2 separate regions of the Mus musculus genome follow, and region 2 is linked to region 1. Evidence: chromatin loops called from intact Hi-C (ENCODE). Cell type or tissue: left cerebral cortex. All regions are shown on one strand.

Region 1 (2,500 bases):
CAGTTCTAATATTTATTTTTAAATTAAACTTATGTTGTTATTTTAAGTGTATGAATATTTTGTTTGCATGTTTGTATGTGTACCACATGTATGCTTGGTGCCTGAGGAGACCAGAAGAGGGCATCAGATCCCCTGGGACTGGTGTCACAGATGTTTGTGAGCCACCATGTGGGGGCTAAAACCAGAATCCTCTGCAACAGCAGCAGATGCTCTTAACTGCTGAGCCAACTCTCCAGCTCCCTGTCCCAATATATATATATTTTTTAACTCAAAAGAGAAAATTTTATTTTCCTCTTACTAGAGAAAATTTGATCGAAGTGTTTCATGATAATCATAGCAAGTGCATAGCGAGAGAGAATTGCAGCGATTCGGAACATGTTCCAGGGCAGATCTCACTGTGTATGAGCCGTGCCATACACAGTGTGCCATTGGGCAGCACAAACCTTTGAGTCCCCTGTTCCCTATGGAGATTAGTGGTCCCATCTCCTGATTGATTGTGAGGCCCCAATAAGGAAATAATCTGTAGATCATGTTATTGTGGACTAGAGCCTTGCGCACACCCATGTCTTTTTTTTTTAAGTTTAAAAAAAATTTATTATAGTATGTGATATAGTATGTAGCTGCCTTCAGACACACCAGAAGAGGGTGTCAGATCTCATTACGAATGGCTGTGAGCCACCATGTGGTTGTTGGGATTTGCACTCAGGACCTTCCAAAGAGCAGTTGGTGTTCTTAACCACTGAGCCATCTCACCAGTCCACACCCATGTCTTTCAACCCAACCTGAGACATTAAAAAAAAATGTCATTCCAGCATTACTGAGATGTAGTTCACATACTGTGCCATCTACCTATTGACCAGCACAATGGTGCTTTCTTGACATTCTCAGATATCAAAGGTTTTCACCTGGCGTCATCCTGACAGCAAGTTGCGTCCCGACTTACTAACATGTGAAACAAACATAAAAACCTTTGCAATAGAGCATTTGACTAAGGCTGCCCTTGTGTGCTGTGCTGTGGTGTTTTGTTGTATAGTGCGTCTTCTTGGAGAAGGGATGAGTTGTATGCCAGGCTCTTTCCTTCACTAAATGCCCTGAGCGCGGGGTTGGGTGGTGGAAGCCACACCTTTCTCAACAAGAGAAGAAAGCCCAGGAGGTGCAGGAAAGCCAAAGTGAACAGGGCGCTGTTTTCCCGCAGTGTATAGGGTAAACCTTCCCGGGTCAAGATGTCATGCCCAAAGAGAGACAGACACTGGGAATTTCCTAGCCTCTCAGGCACCTACGTGTTTTGCCAGCAGGTGGCAGTGTGGTTCTTTGGAGTGAGCAGAGACTCCCGGCAGGTCTGGAAAGAGGTGAATTACAGAAACTCTGTGGGACCCTAGGAGGACCCCAGGAGATCTCTTCTGACACAGGGACTGTCACATGGCTGCCACTCAATGTCCCTTGAAAGCTCAGTGTACGCAGTCCGAGATTGTAGGCAGGAGGAGAGGAGAGCTCACTTAACAACCTGGACTGGAGCGCTGGCTCAGGTGAGCCTCGCGCGTAGTATGATGGGAACAGAGATCACACTGGGCTGGTCTCAGTGCGTGTCAGCTGTGGTACATGGCTTATGGTGTAAACTGTCCCTGGGCAGCGACTGTAGAACCTCTCTAGTATGCCCTGGCTGGGTCTTGGTGCTTTCTCACACTGACACTTCATTTGACTTGGATTTGCCCCAGTAACGGATGAATCTGTTTAGCGGGGAGGACAGACCATCTTTGGCTCTGGGTGTGGCCGTCACCATGATGGAAAGTCGGACAACGTTGCTTCCTGCCCCCTTTTATTGTCACCATCAACAATATCATCTTTCTGCTTTCCCCTGAGACTAATGGGACACCCGGGGTGGCCTCCATTCCCTGCAACGGAAGAAGAGAGTGTTTTCTGTCTTACCATCTCCCCTTTACATAAAGCTATGCAGGTGCCTTTGGGACCCAGGAGAGGGTGTTGGGTCTCTTGGAGATGGAGATACAGGGAGCTGGGAGCTGTGAGCTGCCTGATATGTGTGCTGGGAACTGAACTCTGGACTTCTGCAAGAGCAGCAAGGGCTCTTAATCACTGAGGTACTTCCCCAGAGCCCACCCCCAGTCCGTTTCTGTATTTTTGCTGTGTGCTTTTCCCTCGGCAGCCTTGGGTTTAAACCCCACAAAATCATAATTCTTTGTTGAGACCTCAGCCACCCAGTGGGTTGCCTTCGTTCTATGATCAGCCACTGTCTTTAATCTTGGCCTTGCTGCCATGACATCCTGGCTCTGCTCACCCCATGCCCACCTCTTTAGTGCCCAAAGAGTTTCCTTGGCTCTCGTATCTATCTTTAGAACTGTTCCCACCTAGGCCCCAGGACCATGCCCAGCCTTCATCAAGCTGATCCTGAGTTGTCTCCGCCACTCTGGTCCTCCTGGTGTGGTGCCCGTTCTAAGAAAGAACATTTAGACATCTGAATTCTTTCTTGTCCAAGGTCAGCTTT
Region 2 (2,500 bases), 250 kb after region 1:
AGTAAAGAAAGACTGAGCACAGGTGAATTGGCTTGATCTCTCCTCTCCTGTACTTCTATACCAACTTGGTATTTTAAACTAAGAGCTATTCTGATCTTTTTTCCCCCTCTTGCATGTGTGTTCCACGCACTAGCTAATTTTTAAAAACATGTACTAAGGTAATGATATCTAGGTACAGAGATTTTTTCTTTTTTTTTTTAACTGGGTATTTATTTCATTTACATTGTTACAGAGATTTTTACATACCAGTGAAATGGGCAACTATTTGGGGTTGGCGGTTAATCTTCTAGCGTTTCCAGCACCATAGTGCCTTACAACTGCCTGTAACTCCAGTCCCAGGGGAGCCTGCCAACCTGTGTCTGCCTCTCCCTTGAGGTAGCCAGGCCTGTTGAACACCGGGCTGGACTGGAGGGAGGCAGGCATAGCTGGGTGTGAGTGGGTGCAGTGCGGGATCTTGGTTGGTGAATAGAGTGTGGGTGATAAACATACCCAGGAACAGCTTTGGATGGCTGGTTAATTTATTGGGGGAGGGAGAAGAAAGTGGTATTTATGCCCTTGGGATGTGGCTACGGTCTCTGGGGCAGGGTTTGTGGGGCCGTGTATCATTGGCCAGGACAAGGGTGTTTGAAGATGTTTCATCTACACACTCAGGGTCTGTAGAGTGTGTGAGTGGGCAACCTTATAAGATCAGACAAGGAGTAGAGCCTGATAACTGTCAGGGTGATACGTTCTTACTAGGGTTAATGGTTGGGGAGCCAGCCTTATAGCACCATGTTGCATGCCTGGAGTGGAGGGGAGCCAATACCTGTTATCCCCATGTTTGAGATGTCTGGGGTTGAAGCTCCCTCCACTATCCTCTTCTGGCCTCCACAGGCACTGCATGCATGTGGCACACAGATACACATTCAGGGAAACACACACACACACACACACACACACACACACACACACACACATGAAAATCTCAAAGAATTAAAAAAATTTAAGGCAATGTAGAATTCTCATTTTGGTTTTAGTGTGGTTTTATACGTCTGTGAATTCACATTGTATAAGTATGAGAGTTAAGTATATACTATCTATTCTTAATACTAGGTAGGTTGGGGATGTTAGTACATGAGTGACTTTAAATCAATTGTCATCTCTACTATACCAAAACTTCATGGATTTCGGAGTTGGGAAATAGTCCTCAGAGTAGGAAAGGTCCTTAACACAGGCTAGCAGGGCCTGGGGAACCCCCAGAAATAAAGCACATACATGACTTACTATGTGTTCATCACACCGAGAGAAAGCATTGTTAAAGGCTTCTTTATCATTTGCATAAGCCCTAGGCCTGAGAAAATGAATGGTCTTCGCTCTTTTACTCGGCTGTGTCTTTCCTATGTCACTGCGGCTGACTGAACATGCTACATGACTCCCCACTTGCTGTCTGTCAAGTCAGAATGAATTAATTCCTATCCTCCAAAAAGGTGATAGGTAGACAGGATGAAGCCGATGTATTTTCTGCCCCCTTTCCTTCCAGAGAGCGTCCGTGTGATTCAGCCTTCAGGTTTTGGAGAATTCCCCGCAGAGCTGCTCTGTTTCTTTGAGTCATGGAAATTTTTTTTCTGAGGCTGTGTGTGTTTCTTCCTTTGCAGATCTTTAGTATTCTGTTCTCAATGTTTCCTGTAAATTGCTATTCCTGTTTGCTCCCAAAAGCCAATAAACTTTTAAATCAAGAGTAGATGGAAACAGTAAATATTTCACTTCTGCCAATCAACATGTAGATGGAAGATGAAGTGAGCAGGTGAACAACCAAAATGACACAAATCACTTCCCAGGTAGATTAGGAATGCAACAGGGGCCACGGGAAATGGAAGACCATGCTAGATGACTGCCACAGGAATGTCTCCCAGTGGCAACAAATATTTCTATTAAGTAAAAGGAAAGGGAAGTGGCGTGATTTTACTCCTTAAGAGGAAGGTCTGAGAGCTAGGACGACACGGGAGGGCTGTTTATGCTGCTCCCTTCTGACCCATGTGAGCAGCAGTTAACACATATGGCCACTGCAGCATCCAGGCTCAGGTGGCATTTAGAAGCTGGGTGCAATGAACCTTCTATAACATGAATGCATTGCCTAGAGTCCTCTGGTAAATTTTGCATAGCAGGGTCATAACCAGGTATCGCTTAGAAAGAAGATCCATCCCACCCAATCTAATTGGCTTCTGAAATAAAGAGATACTGAGACCAAGCATCTAGAAAGCATAAGAAGTAGAGGGCCACTGGGCTTCCCTGAAATAATAGTGACCTTAGGAAAAGTCACATAGCTTCTCACCATGAACAAAGGTCATGGAACTATGACTTATTCATCAACAAATGCTCTGAGTTGAGTCTGCATTCCTAAAAACTCTGAAAAGGCACATTTTACACAAAGGCAAAACACGGACATTCTAAATAATATTTTCTGTTGTTTGGCTGTATTTTGAGTGCATCTCACAGGGGTTCATTGTTGACATTTATTCCA

What was found. Hi-C counts contacts between places; a loop is a spot of excess contacts. Peaks named below come from ENCODE experiments on the same cell type or tissue, not always from the same donor. Only the 100,000 strongest peaks of a DNase experiment are listed, where the experiment ranks them.
Region 2: a loop joins it to region 1, with 3 times the contacts of the local background. A loop is called at or near these places in 3 of 42 quality-filtered maps.

The regions. Positions count from the first base shown.
Region 1 is chr19:52,974,809-52,977,308 of GRCm38, reverse strand. It overlaps a transcript of Xpnpep1 not described here. Among named protein-coding and RNA genes, the nearest start is that of Gm41861, 29 kb to the right of the region's middle. In left cerebral cortex, CTCF peaks have their summits at 102 (motif pointing right) and 1,280 (motif pointing right); a DNase peak (open chromatin) is centred at 1,294.
Region 2 is chr19:52,727,777-52,730,276 of GRCm38, reverse strand. No RefSeq gene overlaps it. Among named protein-coding and RNA genes, the nearest start is that of AA387883, 190 kb to the left of the region's middle. In left cerebral cortex, no CTCF peak of the experiment used is centred here; a DNase peak (open chromatin) is centred at 1,532.